Regions from separate parts of the Mus musculus genome. Here region 2 is linked to region 1. Evidence: chromatin loops called from intact Hi-C (ENCODE). Cell type or tissue: left cerebral cortex. All regions are shown on one strand.

Region 1 (8,000 bases):
CAAACTGTATAAACACCAAACACTTTCAAACTTATTTTGAATAAATTCCTTTGGTTTACAGCCTCTCTTCTTCCTTGTAAGGAGATGCTCCAGCCATCATCCTACCCCAAATCCTACCAAGAGCCCTGAAGAGGGTAAACACAAGCTGCTGTTTGCAGTTTGATTGCTCAGTGGGTGTAAGAGAAACCTTGGTTGCCAGTGGCTACCTTTTCTATGTGTCCTCTGAGGGCTTCTGGGCATGTAAGAGTAAGTAGCGAGTGGTTTGGTTTTCTTTTCTTGGAATAACTGATAAGAGCAGAATTACGTGTTTCCAAAAGTGAAGCTTCTGATGAAACTAAAAGATGACAGATATTCTGACACCCAATGTGTATAGTGTCAGATACCTATATTCATTAGGGGTATCCACAATGAACCAGGAACACCAATTCAAGGGGGTTGGTTTGTGTTCCTCTTTCTTACGCCTCTTGGAAGGGGCCCATGTGGCCTCTGAGTATTCAGCTCTATGTCTCTGCTAGGGATGGAGGGGTTGCCATTTGTTCTGAGTCAAATGCTCAGCCATATGTTAAGAGGAAAAGATCTGACTGGCCTCATTCCTCTCTGCCAGTTGCTACAACACGTGTCTCTTGAGCTGATCTGAAATGAACCGGCACATGTTGTATGATAATGGTCATGATGCTAATTTTTTCCCTCTTCAATTCAATTTCCTTCCCTTTTCTCTCTGTCTTCACTCTTGTGTCCCTGTATTTCCAGTTGAATCTCCAGATGAAATACATTCTTTTTAGTTTCCTTTGAACATCTCTCTAGTTCAGTTTATTCTTTTAAGTTCTGATCTGATATACGGTTTTAACTTCCTAGCAGAAACTACCATCCTCCTGAAGACAAGATGGGTGGCCAAGCAAGGATAGCAGGGATGGACTGTGGGAACTGCTTTATCTTTTCCTCAACTTCTGGGAAGAAACTGTCTCAAAGTAGATGCTCCATAGATGTTAAATAGATGCGTCTCTTCTACCTCAAGGATTGAAGGACCTGGGGCTAGACTATGGACTCAATATTGCCTATATCCCAGCCTCAGAAGACAAAGAACACCATTCCACAGGTGTCAAATGCTGCTATGAGCATATAAAAGGGGATGAATCCTGGAGTCATGCAGTTGTATTAACCATTTTTTTTGTTTGTTTGTTTTTGTTGATTTGTTTTGTTTGTTTGTTTTGTTATCATGAAATATTCAAGGAGGTAGACTCATGAAGAAAAGAAAGATTTACTTAGCACACAATTCTGCATGCTCACGGCTGTGGTACCTGCTCTGGTTTATTTCTGTTCAAAGCCCCAAGACAGATGGAAGATGGCAATAGCTTTAGCATGTGCTGGCAAGCGGCTGGATTTCAAGCCAGGTAGCAGGTAGAGAGGAGGAGGGGCCAGCCTTTCTCCCTTCTTAACAGCACCCCACCCTCCGCTTTGTTTTCTCTTCTCTTTTATGAGAGTAGGGTCTCTTGTAGCTCAGGGTGACCTTCAGTTTTGTGTGTAGCTGAGGATGATCTTGTACTTCTGACCTTCCAAATGCTGGGACAATTACCTAGGCCACCAAGTCCAGCTCTGCTCATGACAGCCTTCTTATGAGAACTACCAGGGAGATCCCAGGAGAATTACCTAGCAGTGGCATGGCTTCCAGTGACTTAAGGACTTCTCAGTAGAACTCATGTTTTTTTTTTTTTGTTTGTTTGTTTGTTTGTTTGTGTGTGTGTGTGTGTGTTTAAAATGTATATGAACACAGTGTTGCTGACACACCAGAAGAAGGCATTTGATCCAATTATGGATGGTTGTGAGCCACTATGTGGTTGTTGGGAATTGAACTCATGACCTCTGGAAGAGCAGCCAGTGCTCTTAACCCTGCCCCCCCCCCCATCTCTCCAGCCCCAAACTCACGTCTTTATATTAAACTATATCTATATGTGTTTGTGTGTGTGTATGTGTGTGTGCACATGAGTGCAGTGCCTGTAAAGGGGTGTTAGATCCTTTAAAGCTGTAGTTACAGATCATGGACAATTACCTTAGGATGTTGAAAACCAAACTCTGCAAGAGTTGTGCACGTTCTTAATTGCCAAGTGTCTCTCCAGCTCCTAGGACTTACCTCTTGAAGGTTCCATTCTTCCAATACTGCCACCTTGGGGATCAAGTTTCCAACAACATGAACGTTTCTGAGGTCAAAATTAAATCATAGCCTAGCCTCATCACCCATTCTGCAAGTGGATCCCAATAAGTCTTGATAGACTTAGGACCCAGAGGAAGTATGTATGGACGTATATAGATGTGTGCAAACCTGTTTATGGGGAGACTTGCATATGTGTGTGTTGGAGGTAGAATTGGTGCATGTTGCCTGAGAATTGATGCGTCAAGGAGATCTAGAGCGTGCAGCTTCACCAAAGCCCCAGGAAAGAAATGTCAGCCCAGAAAGGACCTAAAGCAGTGGCCCATGGGAATATATCAACAGAGTGATAACTCATGAGTGTGTTCGCATGAGCAGGGCGAGTTTGCAAGCAGGAGGTATTCAGAAGTCCAGTTCTCCAGATGCTATTCAGATGATAAAAGTTCATTAGTGTGTGTGCTTCTCTGCTTAGGAGCCTCAGCTTTTCATCTCCTGGATGGCAACGAGAGTGGAGTTCTCCAAAAAGAATGACCCTCCATCACTCAAGGCCACTCTATGTGAGATACACGAGTCCATGCGCACACATTGGCTTTTCCAGCAGTAAGCTGTTGGTCTATGGGAAACTTCATGCTCTGTGCTTATTGAGAGATTGCCTTCATTGCCCCTCCATTTCTTCCCTGGCCAACAGCCCCTCCTAGGGAGCTGTGCCTCTCAGCACTGTGTCAGAAGCTTGAAAGAATAAACATCTCCACGGCAGCCTCAGAACACTGTGAGATGGTTGTAGAGGCTTTCATGATGCTCATTTATTCCTTGTGTAAACACAATTGTATTGGGGGAGGAGATGAAGAGATGCTGGAGTAGGGAGCCTGGGATATAGGAAGCTCTTCCAGCGTCTTTATTTATTATCTTCTGCAGAAATGAGGAGGACCTTTCCCTTTTCCTTGGTTCTCTACCTCACCCCCTGATCGCTCACAAACGCCACCTTGACTTTATGCTGCTGATATGGGGCTGGGCTCTCAGTAAGGTAGGAGAGGAAGCAGCATTTGTGTGCAGGAGAGGCAGCATTTATTGGGGGGGGGGGGTTAATGGCTTTAGTAATCATGAGCAACGATGACCAGCAATGGGGGTGGCAGTACGTGTGCACATGTGTTCCAGAGGGGTCTGTGACTCGCCGCAGCTGAGCCAATGACTCATTCCAAATTTAGCGACTTTTAGAGGTCATTTTAGTCATCCTCCTGGCTTTGGGCTGGATGGAGCCTAACTTAATATAACGTTTGGTGGAGGTAGTGTTCTGAGAGAGTGAGCAAAGAGTGGGGGTGGGGGGGGGAGGTATCACGTGGTCTCTTTGAACCGTTCTCCAGAAAAGGACGTTCCCTAGTTTCCCCAGGATGCTTGGGTTTCCCTATCCCCGTATCAGCGTGGTCCTCCCGGGAACTGCTTTTTTTTTTTTTTTTTTCTTGATAGAAACCGGATGTTGGATTCTCAAGGTGGGCGGGGGCTCCATCCCCTCGGATAACCTGTCAAGGGTTATTGAGATTCTTAGGGTCCCACTAGCCAGTACGAGAAGCTACCATCTATTTAATCAGAAACTTGCCATGCAGTCTGAGCTGAGAACAGAATAGAGCAAAGACGTTACAACGCCTTTTCCCAGGCAATGCGCATGATTCTGCGGCTCTGTGCTCGCTACACTTCAACGCACCTTGAAATGGGCTCGCCTTCTTCGCGCAGCGACGGACTAAGAGTTTAGCCAATCAGTGCCTAGACTCGTGAGCACTGTCCAATAAACAGCCGCCAGGGGCGGACCACCAGGACAGGCCCGGCTAGGCTTCACCGTGGACCTGGCTGCGCTCTGCCTCGGTTGGCAGTGCAGGTGCCGCTGCGCCGGGGCCCGGGAGGCTGCGCGCGCCGAGACGAGCGGAGCCAGGAAGGGATGGAGAGCGGGCCGCCCGGGCTACAGGAGCACCGGCAAGGGGCGTAGGCGGGCGAGAAGCGGGCACTGAGGCACGAGAAGTGTGCAGACGCAGGAGCACTTTGCGATAGGATGAGGCTCTTGGCTGGCGCGCGGTAGTACTATGATTTGGTATGTGGCCACTTTGATAGCAAGTGTGATCAGCACCCGAGGTCTTGTGGCTCAAGGTGAGTTGAAGTGCAGCATCCCTCCTCCAACCCTCTTGGCGTTCTTAGACCTTTGCTCCAGGCTCTGGCTCCCGAACCCCGGGGGCGAGGCTCCGGCTCCGGCCAGGCGCACCTCCGAGCACTGGCCCGGGCAAAGGCTGGGGAACTGCGGGTGGGAGGAACTCGGCGGGAAGGTGCGGGAGCCCTTGGGCTGCGAACGCCTTGGAATCAAAGTGGACTTAGTCTACCTTAGGCCCCTTGGTTCACAACCACACGTCGAATCTGAGCTTTGGGGAACCCCTAGTGCTCTAACTCTGGCTGCTGGGGACTTTGATGGTCTTTAGGCAGGATTCCGCGCGTCCCAGCCCTGCACAGCACCGCTGGATGGAGGAGCCCTTGAAGGGAGGCGCGATTAAGAGGTTGGGAGTCCCCGCAGCCGCCTCGAAGGGATCGGGTTCTCCGCCCCGCGCCCTTCCTTTCCACACATCTTGGCCGCGGAGGTCGGATCCCCTTGGCAGGTGACAAGCAGAATTGACCTAGAGGCTCCGAGCAGCATCTGCTCTTCTTGGTTCTGTCGGCCGCCCGCGCCCACCTTGACTGCATCTGGGCCCCGGCCAGGCAAAAGTTCCCGGGGAGGCGCCGTCGCCGCGCTTCAGGCTGCCCGGCCCAGCGGCCTCGGGGCGAGGGCCGCGAGGGAGGGGTCTGCCCAGCTGCGTCTCAGAGTCGAGTGGGATTTTTTATTTCTGCCTTCTCGGGTTTGAGCCCAAGAAAAAGCTAGGGAGAAGCCAAGGCGCGGGGTGCATACTTGAGCGCGAGGGCTTTCGCTTTGGAGATGGCAGAGCTCTGGGTGGCACCCGGCTCTCGGCCCTTGTATGGAAGTCAGAGCCGAGCCTGGAAGCTGCCAGGACTCTGAGCTCACGGTTTCTGCGCGCGGAACCGACCCGACTGCGGGCAAGTTCGCAAAGCAGGGAGATGGCGGCGGGAGAGGAACGGTCTGTGGGTGGAAGGCGACAGGGTGACGAGATTCTGCGGACTAGGGAGCCTTTTTGAAGGGCTCTGCTGGAGGCGCGGGCTTCCCCGGCTTCTTTTGCACCTTGCCTCGGGGCGTGTGGGGGGGAGTGGTTTGAGAAAGTTTCCGGATTGGAATGTATCTCCTCTGCTACTTGAGAGGGGGTTCTGAAACGAGAGAGTGGGGCGAAGGGAAGGACAGCTTTCCAACAAGCACTATGATGGTCGGGATGGTTATAAAGGTTTCCATTTGTCAGGTGGGAAAACCGAGACAGAGTGACCTCAGAAGAAGCTTATGGAAAAAAGGTGGATCTTGCTGTGCTTCTCCCTTCCCCCTTCCCATGCAGTCTTTCAGTGACTTCCTCCTCCTCCTCCCCTCTGGGTTTTGGTATATTCTGCTGTGGGGCTGTCCCTGAAAGCACAAAAGGCTGTGCTAGCATCCGAATTGAAGAGACACCTAAGGAGGGCTCTTCAACTAGCCTCCCAACTTTAGCAAGGGACAGATTTTTTTTTTGTTTTGTTTTAATTTAAACACAGACTACAGGAAATTGGGTTTATATTGCCGAGATTCACAGAATGGCTAGATTGAAGAAGGAACTTCCCAGTGTTGAAGGTTGTTGGTTGTGAAGGTTATTGGTCCTTCTGTCTGGAACTCCTACTCTTCTGTCTGGGAGCAAGGGTGACCTGATTGGTCTTGGATTCTTTTTAGTCTGAAATGGCTCAATGAGGCACTTACAGACATAGGCTTACTGATAAATGGACAAGATTCAAATCCTGGCCGTCCCACTTGCTGACCCCGTGACCTTGGACACATTTCTCAGCTTTTCTAAATGTCACTTACCTCAGTGGAAAGTGGGTTAGCTGTAGGAGTTTGTAGAGGCTTGGAGTGTGTGAACAGTTCTGTGACGAAGTGGCTGGGTGCCTGTTGTGAAATATGTGCTCACCAGACATCAGTGTTAGCATTTCAGGATCTATGGGATGGGATTCCTATTGGGTTATGCAGGGAGCGGAGAGTTAAGAGTGTGTTGGGGGACATTCAGAAGATTGCCTCCGAGGAAGCTAGACCCCTTCCTGGGCTGACCTTGCCTGGTGGAACCTCTCTTTCCTGCATCCCAGGGAAGTGTGGGTGGGGCATGCAGAATTGCTTGGAAGTCCTTTACAAGGTCTGCAAAGCTGAAGTATTGCTGGCTGCCAGATGCTACAGCCTAGAGCGGGGGAAGGGCACCTGCTCGCCTGTGAGGCCAGGGTTGCCAGTGCTGATGAGAGAGGCCTTATGGGATCCAGATGTTCTGAGAGGGGCAGAGGTGACTTTGGAGAAATCCTTCAACCTCAGGGACTGTGTGCAAAGCAGGAGTCGCTCTAGGTGAAAAGAATCAGGCCCATCAAACTGTCAGCTTGCAAGTCTGGGACAGAGGTGGGCATGGGCTCTTCCTTTTGACTCTGGTCAGGCATCTTGGAAGTAACTGAGCTCTGTGATCCAGTTGGGAGGGTAAAGAAAAGAGAAAGGTGGAGGCAGGTGGATCTCTGTTGTACAGAGAGAGTTTCAGGACATGGAGAAACCCTGTCTCAGGGAGGGAGGGAGGGAGGGAGGGGGACAGGAGAGGAGAGGAGAGGAGAGGAGAGGAGAGGAGAGGAGGAAGGCTATTGATGTAGTAGTCTCTGCATCACAGACATCTGCCCAGCAATCTGGGGGAGTTTCCACACTATGTGGAAATCCTGCGCGAGGTATAATTGACATTCAACCTCCTGTAAGGGAGGGAAGTCTGTTCTTCATTCCCAGTGTTACCTCCACCGAGTCTGCTGGTGGACTCCCTGGCTCCTGTGTGCCCAGGCCAATGAAAATCTGATTCAGATTCTGCTTGTGCTTGGAGCAGTGCCCTCTGTCCTCTCTGGCTTTGTCCACCCAGCCTTCCTTTGTGGATGGAGATGAGAAGGAGTATGTTTAAAGCCCAGGACAGCCTCTCAGCTGGGAAGAACTTGGTGCCGGGTGGTGAGTGCTGGTATGAGTGTGTCTCAGGACATTTACACGGAGGCGGGGGTGTGTCTGGTAGGAGGCCCCCCTGCAAGAAGCTGGAATAGGTATGTGTGGGAGGAGGCATGATGCTGCTGAGTACTGGAAAGAGTCAGCTGGAAGCAGTAGGCCGATAGCCCAGCATGCAGCAGTCCCTGGAGTTGTCAGGTCCCTGGTTCAGGTGGTTTCAAGTTTATATCTGAGACGGAGAGTTGGGGTCTGGTTTCTCAAGGAGTAAAGGTTGCTCAGTTAGAGAGCTTGTATCCGTCCCTTCTTTGCTGTGCCTGGCACTTTCCAGGGTCTAGGCTCCCTCTCTGTCCTCAGAGTTGGCCAGCCTGTTCGGTTTGCTTTTTTTTTCTCCATTCTGTTGGGTGCTCATTAGGTTTCCCTGCAGCCCTCCTGTTTGCACTGAAAATGCGGGGGTGGGAGGTGAGGCCGGAGTTAGGATAGCATCAGGAACAGTGAGATTTAACTGATTCCTGTCTCCACGAGAGCTGCTCCCTTCTGGAGGCTTCTCAGCTGCTCTCCCCACCCCCACCCTGGAGTGACATGACCCCCCCCCCCCTTCCCTCTGCTTCCAGGGATGGGTTGAACAATTTGTGTGAAGAGTGGATCTTGATGAGCTGTGATTGGTAAGAACTTTTGGCTTCTTAGAAGAAGTGTGCATGTGTACATATACATACGCGCCCTAGGATGTGTTATGTATATTCCTATATGCATGAG
Region 2 (8,000 bases), 180 kb before region 1:
CACACACACACACACACACACTCCTCTCCTTTCTCTAAGATGTTGCTTTGTACACTTGAAAGAGGTCTGGGATTTGTAAAGGGGAGGAGCTCTGTGTGCACTCACTCTATGAGGAAAGACCACGAGAAGAAAAGGGGTACCCGCATTACACACACTCTTAAGTACTTAACCAATGGGATGTGGCCTCTGCACTCCATCAGCACCAAACACTCTTCCAGGAAGAATGGAGGAAGAACAAAATACCAAGTAGGCCTGAGGACAGGGTCGGAAGGCAGAAAGGCAGAAGGGGAAACAGGAAGAGAAAGACTCCCCCAGAGTACTAGCCTACCTCTTTTTGTAATTGGTTGTTGGCCTCCATCCTTTTTAATCATTCAAAAAGTTTATACAACAACAAATGAGCTGGGCAGCATCCCTGCAAGAGTCCAGCTTTAGCTGAAACCAGTATAGATCTGTAATATGCTTAGGAGAGAGAGGGTAGTCAGCATGTTCGTAAGCCCAGCATCATCGGCTGCTAATAGCAGACTAATTGAAAGCTCAGAGAGACATCTTTTCCATGAGACTCATCTTGGAGGTACTGAGGCATGACAATGGTGATGACTAAATATACAGCACGTGTCAATGTATATTCTTACTCTGTAGAGCATCTCACCTGCAAATACATCACCCCTAACACTAACCTGACTGGAAGCCTTGCCTGGTGCGACTCTGTGAGCCGGTCCTGTAAACACTACTTGCATGTCATTACAAATTCTGGTATCAGAATTCCAAGACAAGAATATGTGCTCTTATGTGCTACAAAGAATCTACTCAATTTAATTCAAATGGAATATATTCAATTCGATTCAAGTATATACCAAGTTATATTTGCATTCCAACTGTATAAACTGTGCAATAATCTTCCATCTTGCTTACACTCTCCAAGGCCCTGTCTGGCTCTGCAGCCTGAGGAGATGCACAGAAGCGGCCTTAGCTGCTGTTGTCACGGGCAGGGGAGGAGGATGGGCCTACTTTAGGTGGAAGTGGAGTCTCCACTTCATGCTCAGAACCACTGTAAAGAAGGGATGAGATTTCTTTATCCCATTGTCCTAGCAATAAGAAACATATTCAAGCTACAGGACTTTCAGCTTTAACATGTTAAAAGAAAAATAAACATGGTCTAAAAGCATCCTGTGTAACTGAAACTGAAGAACCAGGAAAATTAAGAATGGTTTTATGAAGAAAAAAAAAAAGAGTAAGTTCAATTCTCATGTGTACAGGCTAACTTCAGCTCAGTCCCACCAAAATAGGACAAAACTATACACTACCAAGAATTTGTCTATTACAGGAAAGACTTTTCTAACTCACTGCTACTAAGTTATATACTTAGAAATAGAGCAGCTTGGTTGTATTTTTCTCTCCTCGATGAATAAGAAAAATATTCCCAAGAGCTAGGTGGCTAGTCGGGTCCCTGTAATTCCAACTCTGAGCAGAGTGAGCTGAGAGCGGAGCATCAGAGAGCGGAGGTAAGGTCGGAATGCACAAGTCAGACACCTGTCTGCGCTGCACTGAGACCGTGCCTCACAAACGGAAAGAGAGCATTAAAGAAATGCATGTATATTCAGTGTATAAATTATACAAATATAGTATACAAATAAATGTCAACATGATTCAAAATAAACATTGTAGTTTTATGTGTAGTTTAAGAAAACAAGCAATTAGGAGTAACTACTATACTTTAATGCCATACATATAATCATGACTAAATATCTAAAGTTCACTGAATAAATAAATTCACAAGTACAAGAAAAAGGCAAGAATGAAAAAAAATATTTTTAAAGAGGTAGAAAAGAAAATGCAACCCACGGCACATTCGGAAGGCTGGGTCACTGCAACCAAGGGGATTCACAAGTATTAATGGTGGCAGGCTCCATGCTAAGTAAGCAGCAGCCTTCCCAGGGCTAACTCCCACTTGTTTGTTTTAAATGGCTTTGCCATGCGTAAGAAAGTGAGAGGTACTATTTTAGCAGGAAACATTTCAGACTCATGCTGAAGGTAACCATTCCAGCCCAGAATGAAAAAAAAAAAAAAAAGCAAGGGTTTCCTAGCGAAGTTACTTACCAGTAATTTCGGGTATCAAAGTTCAAAATTTAGTCCTGCCTAATCTACACACTTTTTATGTCCAAAGCCACTGTGAAAAAATGACCATGACATTGTCTCTGTTGATTCAGCTTAAACATATATACTATCCATGAAATAAATTACTTTAATTAAAAAAGGAAAAAATCAAGCTGGGCAGTGGTGGTGCACGTCTTTAATCCCAGCTCTTGGGAGGCAGAGGCAGGCGGATTTCTGAGTTCAAGGCCAGCCTGGTCTACAGAGTGAGTTCCAGGACAGCCAGGGCTATACAGAGAAACCCTGTCTCCAAAAACCAAAAAAAAGAAAGAATCAAAAGATGCCAGGAAGGATGACATAATGGGATTCCTGGAGTATAATGCTGCAACAGGGAACACATGACTCAGCATTTGTGGAGAAATTAGAATTAAAGATCATAAAGAGTGAACTTTATTGTACAGAAAATTAACAAAAGAATCAGCTAGGATGTTCAGGAAGCTAAGTTGAAGGACAGAATGTGACAAAGGAAACAGTTACAAATACCAGAACCTCATTCCCTGGGATCCCTGTTGGGGGGCTGGGGGGACCTACTGACAAGTGCATCTGAGAGGACACTGCACTCTAGCTCTCCCCCAACAGTAATGTGGGTTAGCAACTCACATGAGAAAAAAAAATCTTTACATATGTAACAATCAAAAAAATAAATCATGTTGTAGATAGAGAGCCAAGTTTCATACACTTTTTATTTAATGTACACAGACATGTGGGCATGCGCAGGGCAGCAGAAGTACATGTATCATCTAGCCCCGTTCCATAGAGATCCTCGAGGCAGAAGCACCCTGGCATTCTAAATAGCATTCTCCAGTAACAGGACGTAGGGCACACTGGAGAAAGGGGTGATTCTGTCAATAGAACTCAGAAGATGAGCCTTGAAGTACAAAAGGTAAGAAAGTGCATAAAAACAAATATCAAAAATGTTAAAGAATAGGCTGGTGAAATGGCTTAGCAGTTAAGAGCATCTATTCCTCTTGCAGAGGACCTGGGTTCAATTCCCAGCACCTACACAGTGTCCCTCTATAATTCCAGTTCTGGTGCTCTGACTAGACTCCATGGACTCCTACACATATGGTACATACAGAATCCTACAAGTGGGTAGAGAGATGGCTCAGTAGTTAAGAGCACTGACTGCTCTGCCAAAGGTTCTGAGTTCAATTCCCGGCAACCACAAGGTGGCTCACAACATCTGTAATGGGATCTGATGCCCTCTTCTGGGGTGTCTGAAGACAGTTAGTGTACTCATATAAATGAAATGAATAAATCTTTTTTTAAAAAAATCCTGCAAACATACACACATAAACATAAAATAAGTGGGTTTTTTTTTTCAATTTTATAAAAAGCTGGGAGGTGGTGAGCACACGCCTTTAATCCCAGCACTGGGGAGGTAGAAACTGGTGGAGCTCTGAGATCAGGGCTAGCCTGCTCTACAGATCGAGTTCCCTAACAGTGATGTGTCACTCTTTAAGGGAACATAAAATTCCAAGAGTCATGCACTTAGCTTAATGTAAAACTTGCCAAAAAAAAAAGTTTTGTTGTAAATTTCAACACTTCTTTTAATTAACAAAACAAGTGGGAAGAGAATTAGTAAAGGAAAAAGATTTACTAACTTAATCTACTTGATATTTTTAAATTCACACATCAAGACAGATGTTCTAACCAGCAGTCACTGCAAATTTTAACAGTGAAGTCACAGGGGGATGGGGGAGGGGATAGGGGGTTTTTGGAGGGGAAACAAAAGAAGGGGATAACATTTGAAATGTAAATAAAGAAAATATCTAATTAAAGAAATAGTGAAGTCATACAAAGTCTGCTGTCAGACCAAATAAAATTTAAATGATGGCTTACTTCTCTTGCAGAGGACCTAAAGTTCAGCTCCCAGTGACCCCTATAACCTCAGCTCCAGGGAGTCGGACACCTTCATTCTCCTCTGTGGCACCAACGAGTGTGCACTTACTCTCATAGACACACAGACACAAACACACACAGAGATAAATCTTTTTAAAAAGCATTCTGAACAAAATGAAAATATGACATACACTTTTTATGCTAGGCCACTAAAATTTGAAATCTATAACACCTAAAAGACTTACATTTAAAAAAAAACTAAAATGTCTCATTCACATCAGTGACCTTAGATATTATCTTGGGAAGTCATAAAAATAATAAATTATGACCAACATAAGCAAAATGGAAGAAATAATAAAGATCAAAGCAAAAAAAAAAACTACATGGTAGAAAACAAAAAAGAAGACAAAACTAATGAGAACAAAATCTGGTTCTTTAAAGATTAACAGTTCACAAACCTTTACTAAGCTGGACCGAGAACAACAAAGAAAAGACACAGATTAACACTGTCAAGAAAAAGGGACATTGTACTGATATAGAAATTAAAATAATGAAAAGTTGTTTTTTGGGGATTTTTGTTTGTTTGTTTGTTTGTTTTTCGAGACAGGGTTTCTCTGTGTAGCCCTGGCTGTCCTGGAACTCACTCTGTAGACCAGGCTGGCCTCAAACTCAGAAATCCGCCTGCCTCTGCCTCCTGAGCGCTGGGACTAAAGGTGTGCACCACCACGCCCGGCTCATGAAAAGTATTATGAACAATTTCATACTTACAAATTAAACAATTACAATGAAATAAACAGAAATATTGAAAAGCCTCACTCAGAATTAAGCAACCAGAATAACCTCACAGTGACTTAAAACAAAAATTTTTGTTATTAAAAGCCTCCCCTTAGCCGGGCAGTGGTGGCGCCACAACAAAGTGTTTCCCACCTTTGGCCTTCTGTGAGGGCTGCATGACTCTGGTATCAAAACCAAAGATTTTATAAGAAAACTACAATCAATATTCTTTATGAACACAAGTATAAAAATTCCAAATTTGCCATCATCAGGAGAACCAAATAGGACAGAACTGTGAGGTTGGGTTAGCATCTGCTGATTGGCTGACACAACTCAGAGGAAAAAGCAAAAACACGGCAGCAAGAAGACATTTTCAATGGATGAAGAAAGAGTATTGCTAAAAACCTAGCATCCATTCATCATAATTTTTTTTTAATTAAATGCTGAATGCTTTTTCCTAAGATCAGATGTGTTGGTTTGGAAACCCTAACTAAGAGAAGAACAAGATAAAGAGGACATCTAGTCTCATGGTTTCCATTCAATGCTGTATTGGAAGTTCTAGCCAGTGAACCCGGGCATGAACACTTGGACAGCGAAACCCATACAGTGTGCACCCCTAATCCAAGACACAGCAGGAGGCAGGGGAGGAGGCTCTGAAGGTTCCAGGCCAGCCAGGGCTACTCAGAAAGACTGTCTCCAGAAACAGTGAGAAAGGCAAAGGCAGCGCGTCTTTATTTACACAGACGTGATCATCTACGTCAGGAAAGAATGACGTACAATCCCAAGGCTGAATGCAAGCTGCTGGCTGGCTGTTGTGGCTTTAGGACATACACTTTCATTGGCATACAGCCACCCTCTTCATTTGCTAATTATCTATGGCTGCTTACACTCTTAAAACCACAGAGATAAGGCAGTGCAAGACATCTTACAAGTGATGCACATAAGATGCTCAACATCATTAGTGAGCTACAAATTAAAACCACAGTAAGACAGAAATACACACTTGTAAAAACGGCCAAAAGTAAAAAGAATGACCACAACTGTTGATACAGACATCAAACTTTTGATTTCCCCTGGGCTGCCAGTGAAAATACAAAGCAATTTGCAGAACTGACCTGAAAATTTGAAATATGCCTACTTTCCTAGCCATATTACCTTACATACAAAAGAGGATGAAATTATATTCAGAGCAACTATACATGTGTGTGTGTATTACATATGTTACTAAGAACTTAAAATCATCCCAATTCTGGTCAATATTGGGAGCACACAATTGGTGCTGTCTCACAACATGCTGCTGTGCATCAAGAAAAAGGCTGAACTAATTAATGCAGCACACAGATGAAGCTCAGGTAACTGGGCTGGGTGAGAGAAGCCGGATCCAAGAGTTCTCCAGGTTTCATCCAGCTATAGAACACTTAGGAAACAGGGGTTGGTGGGAGGGCTCAGTGGTTGGGCTAAGAGCACGTTCTGGCTTAGAACCAACATGACAGCTCATAGGTACCTGTAAGTCCAGCTCCAGGAGATCCGGCAGCTCAGTCTTCTGCCCTCTGCAGGCACTGCACTCAGGTACACACACACACACACACACACACACACACACACACACATACACACACATACACACACACACACACACATACACACACACACACACACACACATACACACACACACACACACACATACACACACACACACACACACATACACACACACACACACACACATACACACACACACACACACATACACACACACACACACATACACACACACACACATACACACACACACACACACACACACACACACACACACAGAGACTGATACACTCATACACAAAATAAAGAATTTTTGAACAAATAAAACCCCTTTTAAACCTGCAGGAAATCCAAACTAGTATACATACAAGTATGTGTGCAGTGCCCAAGAAGCAGGGGTGCAGTAAAGAAGGGGTGACAAAGGGAGAGATCACATGGAAAGACTAGGATTCTTGTGGTGACACATGTGTCTGGGAGGAAACCCTGCACATGGTGGGAGACCCCCTGGGGACAGCCAGACTGGTGGCTACGTCCACTGCAAGCACCCGGAGATCGTGGCTCTAGTCACTATTTTTGATGTGGTAGTGGTTGCAAGGCCTTTCATATATGCTAAATTTACCAAGCTAGATATTACATATTTAAAATATACACAGTTTGTCATATGGCAATTTATACCTCAACTGTTTGTTTTTTTTTTAAACTCCAAACCCAAAAGTTCATACTGACCGTGAACCGATTAAAACAGTAACTGGAGAACAGAGATGAACTAATACAACCATGTCTTCCTAGGGAAGGCTGAGGGAAGGGAAATGAGTTTGCCCCGTTTACACCCTTCCTGTATTCCCCATACTGGCATCCTAGCCAACAATACCAATTTTTAACTCAACTAACTGAAGACATCCATGAAAGGTTTCATTTTTCTGCTGTCTCTGTAGAATCCTAAGGAAATAAAATAGATGAAAAAATCATAAAAAAAAAAAGGAAAACAGGGTAAGATGTAGCTACATAACAGCATTAACGTAGCATATAGGAGGCCCGAGTTTCATCTACCGCATAAAAGAAAGGTGGAGGGGAGGGAGGGGAAGGGAAAACGGCCTCACTGAGAAATCAATCTCACGTCAACATTCTCATCACAGAAAAGCAACTTAAAATGGGCTATATGAATAAGCATGGTAACAAATGCCTGTAATCCCATACTGTAGAGACTGAGGCAGGAAAGATACAAGTGTGAAGCCAACCTGGGCTGCACAATGAGATTCAGGCCAGCCAGGGCAACAGAGTAGCAAACCAACAAAATCCCAAACCAATCATCACCAACTTCCACCTTCCCCCACCCAAAAACGCTGTATATTCAGCGTCAAAAATGGAAATGTGTTTCAAACCAGACAATCTAAACTATTATATTTATGTATGTACATCAATTTTATGCATATATATTTACATATATTCTTATATAGAATTCCCTCGAGTGCTTGTTCTGTGCCAGCCACCACTTTCCTAAACAACTTTTATATTCCTCCCAACTATCCTAGAAGGTGCCTACTGTGAGCACCCAAACTGCAGACTTGGAAATTCACTCAGCAGGATATGTCGTCACTTGTGGATCAGGTGAAGGGGAGAAACCCAACAGGGTCTCCAAGAGCAGGCGAGCAGAGTGCATAAGCCACACACAGTTAACACAATCTGTCT

The links. Peaks named below come from ENCODE experiments on the same cell type or tissue, not always from the same donor. Only the 100,000 strongest peaks of a DNase experiment are listed, where the experiment ranks them.
Region 2: it touches region 1 in a loop (2.4-fold over the local background); 4 of 42 quality-filtered maps call a loop at or near these places.

What each region holds. Positions count from the first base shown.
Region 1 is chr9:27,295,239-27,303,238 of GRCm38, forward strand. It overlaps Igsf9b (immunoglobulin superfamily, member 9B), which reads left to right and starts at 3,866. Exons shown (of 20, transcript NM_001326702.1): 1 at 3,866-4,279. The coding sequence starts at 4,216. In left cerebral cortex, CTCF peaks have their summits at 2,178 and 3,936; DNase peaks (open chromatin) are centred at 3,912, 4,674, 4,917, 5,367 and 3 more places; H3K4me3 peaks cover 4,915 bases; H3K27ac peaks cover 4,661 bases.
Region 2 is chr9:27,112,602-27,120,601 of GRCm38, forward strand. The region is part of intron 1 of Jam3 (junction adhesion molecule 3); the gene reads right to left. Among named protein-coding and RNA genes, the nearest start is that of Jam3, 39 kb to the right of the region's middle. In left cerebral cortex, a CTCF peak has its summit at 3,360 (motif pointing left); no DNase peak of the experiment used is centred here; H3K27ac peaks cover 269 bases.